Regions from separate parts of the Mus musculus genome. Here region 2 is linked to region 1. The links are chromatin loops, found by intact Hi-C in ENCODE. Cell type or tissue: heart. All regions are shown on one strand.

What was found. Hi-C counts contacts between places; a loop is a spot of excess contacts. Peaks named below come from ENCODE experiments on the same cell type or tissue, not always from the same donor. Only the 100,000 strongest peaks of a DNase experiment are listed, where the experiment ranks them.
Region 2: a loop joins it to region 1, with 9 times the contacts of the local background. A loop is called at or near these places in 24 of 42 quality-filtered maps.

What each region holds. Positions count from the first base shown.
Region 1 is chr7:67,784,588-67,792,587 of GRCm38, reverse strand. 4833412C05Rik (RIKEN cDNA 4833412C05 gene) reads left to right here. Exons shown (of 3, transcript NR_045954.1): 2 at 5,994-6,189; 3 at 7,296-8,000. Among named protein-coding and RNA genes, the nearest start is that of Gm34350, 15 kb to the left of the region's middle. In heart, a CTCF peak has its summit at 3,709 (motif pointing left); a DNase peak (open chromatin) is centred at 3,697; H3K27ac peaks cover 288 bases.
Region 2 is chr7:68,295,535-68,303,534 of GRCm38, reverse strand. Fam169b (family with sequence similarity 169, member B) reads right to left here. Exons shown (of 9, transcript NM_001374636.1): 2 at 2,572-2,702. Among named protein-coding and RNA genes, the nearest start is that of Gm16157, 23 kb to the right of the region's middle. In heart, a CTCF peak has its summit at 761 (motif pointing right); a DNase peak (open chromatin) is centred at 764; H3K4me3 peaks cover 787 bases.

The DNA of each region.
Region 1 (8,000 bases):
ACACATGTACACATGCACACCTACAAACATGGTACCTGGCAGAATAGCAGGACACCTCACAATCTCCCCTAAGTTCAAATGAGTGAATGAAAGAGACACAAAGAGAAGTTACTAAAGAACTGTAGTTTCCTGTTTGAGACCTCAGAGAAAAGATGTAGAGGGTTTTCCCAGACTCAGCACATCTGGGATGGAGTCAAGATAGGAGAGTCCACAGAAGAAACTAATGGGGCCTTAGTCATCCCAGAGCCAGAGCCCCTGATCCTAGTAGTTTGTGTAATCTCTGAAGCCACTGACAGGGTGCTAAGGAAGGGCACAGGGGCAGTAAGACGCTAAGGTATTGTCAAGTCACCACCGCAGACCATTTAAACATTGCCACTGCAAACTCCATCCCAGAGAACTACCTAGGGTTACAGATAAGAAGGGGGTGGGGGGGAGAGGAAGAGGGAGAGGGAGAGGGAGAGGGAGAGGGAGAGGGAGAGAGAGAGAGAGAGAGAGAGAGAAACTCTGTCTTAGCTCATTTTTTTTTTTTTTTCTGTTGCTGGGATAAACATTCAGCCTGAAGGTCAAAGGGCTACTTCTGCTCACTGGTTGAGGGTATTGGTCCTCTGTGGTGAGGTAGTCCTGACTTCAGGAGCTTGATGCAGCTGTTCACAATGCATCTGGAGTCTGGAATCAGAAGGGAGTGATGGATGATGGTGCTTAGGTCTTCCAGTTGCATGTGTGTGCACGTATTTTGTGTGCTTGCTTATGTGTGGGTCTACATGTACAGGTGTGGAGACCTGTACATGTAGACCCTGATGCCAGGGAATCATCTTCTTATCCATTGAGGCAGGGCTCTCAGTCAAATCAACAGCTCCCAGATAAGGCTCCTCTCGGTAGGCAGGTTGCTCTGAGCATCTTTTGCATCCACCTTCTAAGGCTGGGATTACAGGCAGGCCAGGTATTTACAAAGCTTTCTAGGGATCCGGACTCAGATCTGCACACGTGTGTGGGAAGCGCTTTAACCACTGAGCTATCTCCCTGACTCCACTCTCTCCTTTCTGTACAGTCTGGGATGCATACCCAAGGAGTGGTCTTTCTACAGCTGATGTAATCAAGACAATCCCCTCGGGCATTCTCACCCGCTGGTCTTTCAGGAGCTTCTAAAGTCTGTCAAGTTGCTGATTAGCATTAGCACTCACAGACTTCAACTCTAGAGGGCCTGTGGGCTGCTCTCAGAGCTGGTGAAGCAGACAGAAGTACCATAGCCAACGGGAGCCTTGAAAGCACCTGCACCTGCATGGTGGAGGAGCAAGGGACAGGACACGGCAGGCACAGCATTCACCCTGTCTCTTAGGAGAAATGAGTCTCTCTTCTGCTCACTGGAGCATCTAGCATGGTGAAAGCCCAGGTTCCAGTCTGAGGTCCCCAAAGTCCATTTGGCATCGTTTGGACCTCAGAGGCAGTGGCCGAATGTGCTGTGGTAGACAGACTCCAGCTAGTCTTGCTCACACTTGATTTTATAGCCTCACCGTCTTTCTGTTGCGTTTTCATCTGTGGTTTGCCATTGCTTTTAACTGACCTTCAAACATCACTTGACTCCGTGCATTTTACATTCCCAAGCTGGGGGCTAGGTACAAAATCAGGCTAAAGACATTCTCTGCTCAGAAGTTCTTGATAAAGCCACAAGGCCAGTATCTGGAGAAGGGGCGCTGAAAGTTGAACAAGGAATTGTGTCACATGAGTGTGATGGTTAGTCTGGTCAACTTGATTAGACTGATATGCACCTATGAGATTTGTAGCTCTCACTCCTGGGTGTGTTTGCAAAGGGCTCAGAGACAAGCAGAGCCTAAGGGCTGTGACCTACTGGGTGGTTTCATCTGTGCATAGACTCGGAGTTTTAATAACTCATAAGGAAATGGTAGACTGCAGAAAATGGTCCTGCTGGAGGAAGTGGGGTGTTGGGGACATACCTTCTGAGAGTGGCTTTCTGTGTTACTCTCTGCTTCCTGAATACTACAAGGAGATCCACTGTCTTCTACTGTTCCCTGCTTTGTGATGGGCCCCCAAACAACAGAACCATCCAACTGTGAGTTAAAACTGGGTCCAGTAGCCAGAGAGAATTCTCCCTTCCTTAAGTCTTTCTTTCAATTATTTTATTGCAGCATCGAAACACTGAGCAACATGGTAAGTTTGGAAAGCTTTGCAAAGCATCACCCTCTTTTGTGTGACCTCGAGGCTCTGAGAAAGTCCTACGGGAAAAGGCTTTTGTTTAACAGTCTCACCCAGGAAATTCCAGACTTATTTGACACTGGGACTTTTGGTAGCAACTTGCCTTTATTAACATCCCAGGGAACTAGAATTCTGTGGCAGACATTGGGACAATGCTATTGGGTTGCCAACCAGTGCATTGGTGACTTGACCTGAGCAAGAGGGAGCTAACTCACCACCCAGCCATCACCCACTGATTGGAGCTAGGCTGAAGCTTAGCCTTGCTGGTTTTCCTGACGGAACCCGCACCAGCAGCCGGCTTGAGTCTCCAATTTGCTTACGGCCTTGTGGACTCCTCAGCTTCCATAAATCCATTATCCAATCCTTGCAATCAATTAATTATTCACATTCTACTGGTTCTGTTTTCTCTGGAGAATCCTGTCTAATTGGATTTTGGTAGAAAGGTCCACCAGGCCTTAAGGTTCAGGCTAACCAGTGAACAGACAGCCATGAAGATTGTCTCGTGTCCTGCTTGTTGCTCTCCGGCTTGGAGATGGAGCCTACATCAGTCAGGAGTGCTCTGACTTCAGAATACAGAAGTTACACAATCTGCCAAAATGAATATGTTATAAATTTCGATGGGGAAAAAAAATCCAAATGGCAGAAACACCGATAGAGTGATTACGCTTCGTTTTAGAGCTAATTTTTATACAAAAATTGTCTTGAAGTTGTTTCTCTGGACTTTGCCCATAATCGTTGCATGTTGAGTTCTTACAGGGAATCAGCAGATGGCTCTTTAATGAACCAACAGTGCACGACCAAGAAGTGTGGAGGCTGGTGTTTATTTTCAGATCAAAGGGAGAAAAATTAAGCCCAGAGGTGCTTGTTTTCCGGAAAAATCACACTCTTGTGTGTTAGGGTGACAGAAATCTTCTTGATTTCACAATTTTCTCCTACCCGCCCCATTTACTCCCACACTAATCTGAATCTATAAATAGGGTTTAAATATTGCTCTTCTGAGGCTGGGCGTGTTGCTCGGTGGTAGAGCGATTCACTTAGCTTGCAAGAGGCCCCGAGTTTGATTCCCGGATGAGCCAAAGTCAGCGATAAATACATAGTGCCTCTTGCCTATTTGCAACAAGGCGAACTAGCTACTTTTAATTAAAAGGTTTCCAAAAAGCCTCACTCCGAATAAAGGGTGCGGCCTTTCCATAAAGAACGCCTTGCTGTAATTTACACCCAAGAAAAAGATGTAGGCCAGGAAGAAGAAAGGAACCGTCTCGCTTTGACCGCAGAAAAAGCCAGGGTTAAAACAATCCGATGGGTTTGTACCTTTCCTTTCACCTTTGTGGGCCCCTCAGAACTTGATGCCAGCCAACGCGGTGAGGCCAAGCCTGCAGAATACTTGCTCTGGAATCTGCTCTGCTCTCTCTCCTAGCTTCCTGCTTGCCCACGGAACAGTTATTGGAAAACACCTGGTATTGAAATGCTATCGTGTGGACAATCCGCCATCTAGTGGCCTGAGAGAGAATTGCAAAAACAGCTTTCGGGGGTTATTTGCCAAAAGTGGCCTTCAGACCAAAGTTATTTATGCCAATAATTCTTAGGCTTTGCTTCACATTATAACGTCTCAGGGAGCTTGTAAAAGTCTGATGCCAAGGCTACACCCGCATACCAACTAAGTCGGAATTCCTGGGAATTGCAATGGGTCGTGCTTGTGAGCTGCGATCTTTGCAACCAAAGCAGTTGATTAAAACAAAGAAAGTGTCAGGCAGTCTCGTGTGTTTCTGTGAGATACTGTGTGTGCTGATTTCTTCTCCCTTCTCTCTCCCCCAACTTTTATTTTCAGACAAGATCTCATGTGTCCTGGGCTGTTCCTGAGTTCCTGATAGTCTTGCCTCCACCAGACCCTCCCCTACCGCCCACTCATTGCTAGAATTATAGGTGTGTGCCACAATGCATGGTTTTGATATCCTCCCTCCCTCCCTCCTCCCTCCCTCCCTTCCTCTTTTTCTTTTTCTTTCATCTTTAAAAATGGGACCAATATACATAATACTAGATTGTTGGCAAGCACAAACTTGAAGTTTGACTCCTTGGAGTGTCAAACATGTGCTTTAGCTAAACATATCTGCCATGGGGACCTTTGATGACTGGTTCCATGAAACACTGGATCATTGTATATAACACACCATGAGAATCGCTGTGTGTTATGGTTTGAATGTAAAATGTGGACCCCTGTCCCACCCTCCTTGTATGACTCAGTCCTCAGACAGTGGTGCAACTTACGTTGGCTCTGGAACTTTTACAGCCAGAGGTCTAGTTGGCATAGGACCAAGTACCATCTGGGCAGAGCTACATCTGGGCAGAGCTACATCTGGGCAGAGCTATAGAGGTATAGCACACAGCTTCTTGACCTACAGGGCTGTAAGGAACTCATGCTTCAGGTTTCCACCACTCCAGTCTGGTGTCTAGAACTGATGGATGGCTGCCTGATGCCTGTACCCCTTAAAGTGTGAATTGAAATACATCTCCCCTCCCCTCTGTTGCTTTAGCTGGGTATCTTAACACAGTAGTGAGAAAGCTAACTGCACACAATGAATCACTTAGTCCTGACCTGACTACACAATAGATTCTATTTAGATGAATTTTATTAGGAGTCTATAACATTACCTTTCACTTGCTTTTTTTTTTATGTTCTTTTTTTTTTTAATTTTTTATTAGGTATTTAGCTCATTTACATTTCCAATGCTATACCAAAAGTCCCCCATACCCACCCACTCCCACTCCCCTACCCACCCACTCACCCTTTTTGACCCTGGCATTCCCCTGTACTGGGGCATATAAAGTTTGCGTGTCCAATGGGCCTCTCTTTGCAGTGATGGCCGACTAGGCCATCTTTTGATACATATGCAGCTAGAGTCAAGAGCTCCGGGGTACTGGTTAGTTCATAATGTTGTTCCACCTATAGGGTTGCAGATCCCTTTAGCTCCTTGGGTACTTTCTCTAGCTCCTCCATTGGGAGCCCTGTGATCCATCCATTAGCTGACTGTGAGCATCCACTTCTGTGTTTGCTAGGCCCCCGCATAGTCTCACAAGAGACAGCTACATCTGGGTCCTTTCGATAAAATCTTGCTAGTGTATGCAATGGTGTCAGCATTTGGATGCTGATTATGGGGTGGATCCCTGGATATGGCAGTCTCTACATGGTCCATCCTTTCATCTCAGCTCCAAACTTTGTCTCTGTAACTCCTTCCAAGGGTGTTTTGTTCCCACTTCTAAGGAGGGTCACTTGCTTTTTAAAAAAGATTTATTTTTATTTTTAAATTACATCTAGGTGTGTCTGCACACGAGAGATCAAGTACCCACAGAGGCAGGAGTCATCAGATTTTCCTGAGCTGGGGCTGTGGGCAGTTTGAGCTGTCCGATGTGGGGGTGGGGGAACTAGGCATTCTCTAGATTCTCTTGACTGTTGGGTCATCACTCTAGCCCTTTAATTTTGAATTTTTTGAAATGTATCTTTTTATTACATTTACTTACTTTGTATGTGTGTGCATGTGTGTGTGTGTGTGTGTGTGTGTGTAACATGTGCATGCACACACATATACTGTGGTAGGTATGTAGAAGTCAGAACAAAGGAGGAAGTTATTTCTCTTATTCACAACCTGGGCTCTGGGTATTGAACTCAGGCCATCCTATTTGGTGGCAGGCCCCTTTAACGCCAAACCATTTCTCTGGTCCACCTTTGGAAGTTAATGTTACAGGCATCCCATAAATCAACAGTAGTTCTAACTTTTTTCCAACAGGTGTATGGACACTGTGGACACATGTCCCTTGAAGTCTGGCCTCCACCAGTACATTGCCTGGGTTAAATTCCACACATGTCTGGCCCTGAAGCCAGTACTGTGTGCTTTCTTCAGCTAAAGCAAGCCCCCCTCCATCTCTTCTGTAGCTTCCTAGGTCCTGGGCTCATCAAGCAATTGAAATCTTTCAAAATGATCGGTAAGGAGTGTGAGCGTGTTTGTTGTTGTACCTTGTATTTCCCTAGCAGGCAGATCAAAACGTCTTTCCACACGATAGTAAAAATTTGCCTTCTACTTGCTGAAGGCTTGATAATTAAGTCTCTGAAATGGACAGTAAAGAGTCAACAAATGGCAAACTTTGTAATTATGTTCATAACTATGCATGTCCCACAGAACACTAGATTTAAGAGTTGGGTGGTTAAAGCAATATGCATATGTACATGTATGTATATATGTGCACATACATACATATATAACATGCATGCATTATATATTATGTTCTGTTATATGTTACACACTACATGTTATATATACATACATACACGCATATATACACATAGGCATATACATAAGGCAAGGTTTCACATTGTAGTCCAGGCTGGCCTAGAACGCACTATGTAGCTCAGGTTTGCAACTGATGAATTAAAAATGGCACCCACTAGTGGAGTGGGATGGTGGCATCAAACTCATAACACTTCTGTCTTAGTCTCCTGAGTGATAGAATCACAGGCAGGAGCCACCCCACTTTGGTTAAAGCCCAATGGAATCCTGAGCTATGAGAAAGAGTGGGGGCAGGGCAGTGACAACTTAAGGCAGGGCGAGGGAGGAGTTGTCTAATGAATAAAGCTCTGGTGTGCAGATAAAAAGTGTCTTCCATAGACAAATACTTTCTCAAATGTCAACTTTTCTTAAAGACCTAAGTTTCTTTGACCCAAGGAAACCTCAGGGTCTGCAGCCAGAGTTTCCCAGAAAACCAGCTCTAAATTTGCTCCAGAGTCTTGTTTTAGGGAAGTGTTCCTTGCTACATTTTAACCTGTTTATTAGCAGGGCTCAGCTTCGCAGCTCAGTCTGTATATTACCCAGCACTACAGTGCATGCCATTTTAAACTCATCAGTTGCAAAGAGCTAATAGTCCATCCGTTAAGAGTGTGCAAAGGCTATTTTATGTTTTATTGTTATCGGCAGATTTATGTTTCTTCCTGATGAATTCTAGCTTTTCTGCATTGCACTCCACAATCCCCACTCCTCCTATCTTGAGCTTATGTCGATTTTTGCCTAATTCTGTTCTGTTTTTTTATGTTTTAGATCAGGGCTGATCCACTCGAGATTTTACTTGTGGTTGATGTTATTTTTCAAGTCAACGACCAATTACAGTAACAGCATTGATTAAACACCGTCTCTCTGCCCTGCATGGAAATGCCATCTTTCCTGTGCTTTACCTCAGAATGGACCGGGCTTGGTTGCACACGGCTTTGAGCCCAGCACGCTGAAGACAAACAGGTGGAACTCTGTGAGTCTAAGGCCAGCCTAGTCTACAAAGAGAGTTCCAGAACAGCCAGGAGTACATAATGAAACCCTGTGTCAAAACACAACCAACAAACAGCGTGGGTCTTGAATGGCTTTTATACGTCTTGGCCTCCTGGTCTACAAACTTGCTGTGTCAATGCCATGTAGCCTTTCACGCTATTCCATCAGCTTGGTCCAGAGTTTTAGCATCTGGCACAACTGTTCTACATCAGTGTTTTTCAGAGATAAAATGCTGCTCGTGAAATGGAAATATTTAGAATTGCTTCTACATAAATGTTAAATGCTTTTATAGAACCCAAGGAAAACCCTGTTGATGTTCTGATTAAAATTAAGGTTCATCCCTTTGGAAATCGCTGACACTTGTGGTTATTAGTCCCTCCGATCCAAGGGCCTTTCGCACTTCCCCGTTAGTTCAAATCTGGCTTTTAAAACCTGTAACAAAATGTCATGGATTTCTCGAAGAACCTTCTCTAACTTTTGATA
Region 2 (8,000 bases), 510 kb before region 1:
GGAAAAATGTAAAAATAAAGAAACACATTAACATGTTTTTAGCAGTTAACCCCACATGGCTTTGCTCCCTCCGTCTTTCGTTGTAGCCCTTAAACACCATACAAATGAACATGTGCGTTTTTTAAACCAGAAAAAAAAAAATCAGCAAGTATTTTAAATGCAACGTCAAGACAAGAAAAAAATTAATTGTGAAACAAAGAAAGTCAAGACATGTTGCCTCCTCAAACCACTTCCTCGTCGTTCCTTTCAGCCAGAGAATCTTTGGATAGCAAAAGTCCCTGCCGTGTCGGCTGCGAGGAGGCTCACTCCTGGTGAGCAGGATTCAGTGTGCCAAATAGCACCCTGCTCCCTGCCCCTGTCCCTGCCCCTGTGTCCCTACTCACTGCTAAATAGTAGAGATCCAAATAATGGGTTTCACCTAGCTCCCTTCTCTTTAGGAAAGGAGGAAGGAAGAAGTCATGTTGGCATGTCATCTCACCTTCAAACATCTTCATGTCAGCAACTTTCTGTTTCTGTTAGTAACCTTAGCCTTATCCCTTCGATGAGCATGCTGCACGTTGGGGTTTATTTTCCTAAGTTATTCATAAGTATGAGTGTTGTAACAGCAGATTGTGGAAGCTGTGTCCAAAAACAAACAAACAAACGAAAAAACCTGGGGACACAGCTCTTCTTGCATCTCTCAAGCTCCCCCTGGCCACCAGCACCCAGCGATCAGTGTCCGATGGAGCCCTGTGTCTTTCTCCTACATCACCACTAGGGGGCGCTAAGAGCACACAAGGTCAGCAAGCGCCCACTGGGGCTCAACAGCTTGAGGTCCCCCACTGGAGGGGTATTCTTCTAAGAGGGACTTGCCTGTTAGCTCCGGACCTCCAAAATCTCAAGGAAGCCATGGTTTATAACTGCATATGCCGCTGTTTTCGTTAACTCTGGTACAAAAAGACGTCCCTCTACTAGCTCTGCCTGCCAGCCAGATCACAACCATTTCTGGCAGGAGTGAAATGATCCACACTTAAAACAAATGTGGATACTGCCTACTGTGAGGAAAACAGTCTTAGACAGTCGGGGTTGGAAGAGGGCACAGCCAGGGAAGTGCAAACTTGGTAAGCAGGAGGGCCTGAGTTTACTCCCACCATAGCATACACAAAAAGACAGGTAACGAAAAACCAAACAAAAAACAAAAAACAAACCACAGCTGGGCAGTGGTGGCGCACGCCTTTAATCCTAGCACTTGGGAGGCAGAGGCAGGTGGATTTCTGAGTTCGAGGCCACCCTGGTCTAAAAAGTGAGTTCCAGGACAGCCAGGGCTATACAGAGAAACCTTGTCTCAAAAAACAAAAACAAACAAACAAAAAAGGACAGATAAGATGCGCTGGGGAAATAGTGAGAGACCTTGTCTCAAAACACAAATCGGATTGTATATTGTATATAAATGCACTCTGAGGTTGTCCTCGAGATTCATGCATGTGTACATACGCAGGCACACACATAACACATATTTTTAAATCTTGCCACAATCCCAACGAATAAAATTTCTAGTTTTCTGTGTGTCCTCTTGCAGAACCTATTCACAATGCACAGAACCTCAGCAACACAAAAATATTGTAAGTGACACAGCTTCACTCCACGTCAAATGTCAGAACTGAATCAAACCTTGGAGGGCAGACATGAGCTACTCCCTCCCTTTAAAATGAAGAAACTGAGATTCAGCTGAGCATACACAAGCTCATTTAATCCTCATGCCAGCCCCACAAGGAAAGTGGTGCAATGCCCTGAATTCAGTGAGAACATCAAGATAAGAGAGGAGAAAACCCTTGAGAACCGAGCTCGTCCGTGATAGAAATGGGATTCCCACAGGTTATCTGGCCCACAGCTCACCAACTGGACCCACCAACAATATAAATAAAGACACGGAAACTCTTACACATTTTAAAGCTTAAGCCTTTAACTTGGGCTCAGTCCCAGCTATGCTAACCTGACTAATTCTGGCTTACATCCCACCCCACGGCCAGTCCTGCTAGATCCACACTCAGAACTTCAGATTTCTAGTGAAGGGTTTCCTTGAATGGCCCATCACCAGTCTGATAATTAATAAATATTCATCCTTCTGTACCTGCTGATTGGCTTTAACAAAGATCTGCCAGCCAATAGTAAAGCAGGAAGCGGAGGGCGGAACTTCCGGGCAGAGAAAGGGCTCTGGGAGAGGAAATCAGAAGCGAGAGATTCAGCCAGATGTGGTGGTGGATGGAGAATTCAGAGAACAAGAGATGTAGACCTGGCTATGCGGTAGGACGTAGGCCAGAATTAGTCAGGTTAGAATAGCTGGGAAAGAGCCCAAGTTAAAAGCCTAAGCTTTAAAATATATAAAGAATTTCTGGGTCTTTATTTATAGAGCTGGGGGGCGGGGGAGTTCGGGTAAGTACCTTTATACGAATTCTTTCGTATTCCCTCCAGAAGTTTCGTTTAATCAGTGTGTTGGTCTTTGTTCTTCTAAATCTGAGATGTTGTTTCTATGACATCTCTCTTTCTAAGTTAGATTGGGCAGAGCCCTCCTCTAAGAAAAGTTAAACATACCTGCTCCCCAGTGGAAAGGGAGATAACCTCTGCTGAGGTCTGGGCTCCTTCCCTGAGCATCTCATAGTAAGCCTCGGCTGCTGCCTGATAGCCCTCCGCGTCATCCTCCAGGATGTCCACAGGGTAAGCCTCTGTAGGAGAAAAAAAAAACGGGATAAAATTAATTTTACACTGTCACTAAAAGGAACGTTAATTATTTCAATTTTTGGTTTGGTTTTTTTTTTTTTTTTTTAAGACAGGTTTTCTCTACGTAGTCCTGGCTGGCCTGTAGCTCAGACTATAGACCAGGCTAGCCTCAAACTCACAGAGATCTATCTGCCTGCCTCTGCCTCCAGAGCACTGGGATTAAAGGCTTGCACCTGGCTATTTCAAGGGTGTTTGTTTGTTTATTTGGTTGGTTTGGTTTTTTTGGTTTTCTTGTTTTTCGAGACAAGGTTTCTCTGTGTAGCCCTGGCTGTCCTGGAACTCACTTTGTAGACCAGGCTGGCGTCGAACTCAGAAATCCGCCTGCCTCTGCCTCCTGAGAGCTGGGATTAAAGGCGTGCACCACCACGCCCAGCTTATTTCAAGTTTTTAAAGGAATAGTTTGGTTTAATAATTATGGTCAGGACTGGAGAGATGGCTCAGTAAAGGGCTCCCCATGCAAACAGGAAGACCTGAGTTCCATCCCCAAACCCCACCAAAAAAAAAAAAAAAAAGCTTGTCATCCAGGCCTCTGGGGAGGCAGATATAGGCCAGCTTTCGCTAGTCAAATAGTTCCAGGCCCGTGAAAGGTTTTGTCTTCAAAAAACAAGGTAGATAGTGAATGACGCCTGAGGTTGAACCCTGGCTTCCACATGCATGTACACACATCGGCACATATATGAACACATACCTACATGGATCTGCACACAAACACATAGATGCAAAAAAAAAATCAGAAAATTATGTTCACCCATCCCTCTGACTGTTTTTAAACCCCCCACAGTCACACACGCAAAACACTCGAAGTGATTTCCCATCCTCACTGTGGTCCTCTCAGGGGCAGTGAACACAAGCAGGTTCCTGGAAGGCAAAGAACGGCTGGCTGCAACTTAGATGCTTCTGTCACTTGTGACTTAAGGTACCCATTTCCTAGTTTATGGTCATTATACAAGTCCCTAGGGTTGCCCCCTTTGTCCCCACCGCCAGGCACTGAGGGTGCAGTGGCTTGTGAGTATAGGATGACATCCTTTCACCCCCTTACAAAGAAACTAATCTAAGGTGTTTTGCAATGGTCCTTGTATCTCTTTTCCCATCCCATCTCTGAAAGAAACAGATCCCCTGAATCATCATACAAATTGGCAGCGTCCAGTTCTTGGAAGCAGCAATCAGTTGCCCCTTCTGCAGTGAGCAAAAAAAGATGTTGCCTGCCTCTGGCTGACATCCACACACACAGGGACTCAGGGCTCTTTCTGTGGACCACACCCCATCTCTATCTGTGATTCACCTCCTGGTCTCCTATGAGGGGAGCCGTCTTCCTCCTTCCCTCCCCTTAATCCTCCACCTAATCCACCTATCTTCCTCTCACAGAGATGAACCTGGACAGGCAGTCCAGCTTCCAGGCTCTGTGGCTTCTCAGGTTCCCATTCTCTCTGGAGAGCCATTGTTTCCGGAAGCCACTCTGAGGATCCAAAATGCTGTTGATAGCAAAACGCTCAAGCCTTCAGTTCACTCCATTTCCTAGGAGGATTTTTTACCTCTGCCAATCAGCTCCTGACGGGGGAACTCAAAGGCATACAAGCTGCCAAGGTTAGTGGATAGGGGCATGGTTGCATCTGCCCAAACTCTCAGGCCCACTTTCCTGGGTGCAATGTTGCGGGTGCACGGGTTGTCCAGGGCTGAGTAGAGGCAGACAGCTTCTCTGTCGGGAGGCTCTGCATCCATGGATTTAACCAACCATGGACTGAAATACTGGGGCGTGTGGGTGGGAGACTGCACGGGACCTGTGCAGATGCCCTTATCATGACTCCCTAAGGAGTAAAATGTAGCCACTGCTTCGGTGACTTTTACTTGTATGAGGAACTCCAAGTCACCGCCAGACTGGAGTATCCAGGAATACATACATAGGCTGCACACAAATGAGCCATCTGGCAAGGGACCTGAGCATGCGCAGATTCGGGTGTCTAAAGGCTGTCTTTGAACCAGTCACCAGTTAGATACTGAAGAAAAACTGGACATTCTTCCACTACTCGATTTTTTTATGAAGCATGAGTATAAACACACACGTATACTCACACAATGTCCTTAGAAGTGCACTGTCAAAAGATTTAAAAATAAAGACATCAAGGGTTGGTGGTTTATTTGATAGCAGTGGCTAAGTGAAACCAAAAGGGGTATGTCTTTATAGAGCCAAGATCTTCGGTTGGTGAAGAAGTCACACATGCCTCAAGGAAGTCCAGCACGATCAGCAATTCCTTTAGCAACGGTGCAGGCCTGCAGACGCCATGCCCAGGCAGACCTGCCCCACTTCCTTCTTTAGATTGTCCTGACTCTGTGCAGGAGTCAGATGGACCCCAAGGACATCAAATGACTCAGAGACTGCTTCGAGTCTGTCACAGAGACAAGCTCAGCCTACACCTGTCCTCGGGTCCTCACTCAGATCAAGGTCTCACCCTCCCATCCATCTAATCTCCATCCATACATAATTAACAACAACAACTTTCTCTGGGTTCCAGTTGCCAAGAGACAGCTAAGTGACCAGCCTTCTCTCACTGTATCCTGGTTGCCCCCAATTTACAGGGAAGGAAGCAAGGTGTCATTAAAGAGAATAAGGAAACATGGACCTAGCTAGGCCTGTCTGCTTCCAAGCTCTGGATAAAGTATTCAGATTAGGTCAAGTGTTTAAGTCAAAGCTCTCCATCATTACAGCAGGGCACCCAATGGGCTCCGGCAGCCCCTACACTCCAATCCCTGCAACTCCATCCTCAAGGCTGACAGGATACAGCCAGCATTCCTAATGAGCCTTCCTTAAACTCCCTCCTCCCCCCACACACACACAAAACAAGATCAAGGACTGTATGAGACATTGAGACCTAAGTTCAAATACCACCTGTGATGGTTTGTAGATACAGGGCCCAGGGAGTTACTGGCTCTATTACAGGGTGTGGCCCTGTTAGAGTAGGAGTTTCACTGTAGGTGTGGGCTTTAAGACACTCATTTTAGCTGCCTGGAAACCAGTATTCTGCTAGCAGCCTTCAGATAAAGACATAGAACTCTCAGCTCCTCCTACACTGTGCCTGCCTGGATGCTGCCATGTTCCCACCTTGATGATAATGGACTGAACCTCTGAACCTGTAAGCCAGCCCCAATTAAATGTTGTCTTTTATAGGACTTGCCTTGGTCATGGTGTCTGTTCCCAGCAGTAAAACCCTAACTAAGACACCACCTCGGCCTAAGATAGGAGCTAACATAGCCTGGCCATCTCTCTGTCCTATAGCCAAAACCCTTCCAACCTGTCCCTTGGTTTTGTCGTAGCTCTGTCACCTCCCAACTCATACACAATGAGAGCAGCTGGGGCCTGTGAAGCACAGCTCTGCTCCACTCCCAGCCCCATGCTCAGGCCTTTCCCATAGGAAGCACTTAGGAAATGTGGGTGGCTGTCCCACGGAGCTTTCCATATTAACAGCTGTTCCACAGACTTGGTCACGTGGCTTCTCCTGAGTATGCAAGAAGATCTAATGAGCATGCCAATAAATTAAGAGAGGCTAGCAGGTGAGCTGCTTGGACACGGGGTACACTCTCAGGCCACATTTGTCCCGTGGGTGCCAAGCTTCAGGATCGACCACTCTCAAGATACCCACCCTCCAGGAACACCAGCCTACGGGGCAGAGAGAGACCAGACCTGGATTTGTATTCTGCTTCTGAGCCTATGTTTTAGGAAAGATGCTCATCATATCTGGACCATCAATAACCCTTGTGAGGTGTGGATTGCAGAACTGGCAAAGAATGCGTATTGATCAGCGCCATGGAGAAGCTCATTCTGCGCTGCTCAGGTTCGCTGGGAGAGGCACCCATCCACACATCCAAGGCCACCAGGGCCAAGGCTAGGTGCTTGCTAATTAGCGGCATACTTTCTGATCATATGAGGTTAGGACAAACGTCATGAACGTGTTATGCCCTGTTCACATCCTGAGATCATTGACCCTGCAGGTTAAGACCCTACCCTCCACCCTGAAAGAACTCGTGGGCAGTGCAACCAAGACACTGGCTGTCCACAAGAGAAAGTTGTGGTTGGCCTCCCACCAAGGCCACAGGGGCAGATATAGGAGGGTCTCGAATTGGCAAGCCATGGCCCAGCCTGATTATCTTGAAACTGGGAGTCACTTTCTGTTTGGGGGGGGGGGGCAGGGAGCAGGAAACATAAATTAACTGTGGGAAGCCACATGTGCCATTGCAGGATGGTGCTGGCTTCCACTGGCCACCACACATACATAGGCAGTAAAGTTTTTTTTTGCCAAGATGAGGTTTTGAGAATTAACCAAAATTAACCAATCAAATGAGAGAGAAGTTAACCAATCAGATGAGAGAGAAGTTAACCAATCAGATGTAGGCATGCAAATGAGGTGGTAAGCATAACCCATGCATAACCGATCCGGGTGTGAGACACGCCTCTCCTAGGCCTATACAAGCAGCACCAATTCTGGGCTTGGGGTCTCTTCGCCTCTGCAATCAAGCTCTCCCAATAAACGTGTGCAGAAGGATCCTGTTGCAGGGCGCGCGCAAGAATTAACCACTGTGGGTGTCATGAGACTGACTGCAGACCTCTATGGGGCAGAATCATCAGACAGAACACCTGGGGCACCCTGCAACCTGGGCCACAACACCGCATCCATCCTAAATAGCTACCCCACACCCACTATTGAGGAAAATGCTACCTGCTCCCCCAAACTCAACAGCTCTCCTCTACAAAGAAAATATTTATGTAAGCCTTATGGAAAACTGGGGGAGGGGGGGCGCGGGGCTGGAGAGATGGCTCAGCGGGTAAGAGCACTGACTGCTCTTCCGAAGATCCTGAGTTCAAATCCCAGCAACCACATGGTGGCTCACAACCTTTTGTAATGAGATCTGATGCCCTCTTCTTCTGGTGTGTCTAAAGACAGCTACAGTGTACTTACACATAATAAATAAATAAATCTTAAAAAAAAAATAACGTTGAACCTCTCCTGGGCATATATCCAGAAGATGTTCCAACTGATAAGAAGGACACATGCTCCACTATGTTCATAGCAGCCTTATTTATAATAGCCAGAAGCTGGAAAGAACCCAGATGCCCCTCAACAGAGGAATGGATACAGAAAATGTGGTACATTTACACAATGGAGTACTACTCAGCTATTAAAAAGAATGAATTTATAAAATTCCTAGGCAAATGGATGGACCTGGAGGGCATCATCCTGAGTGAGGTAACC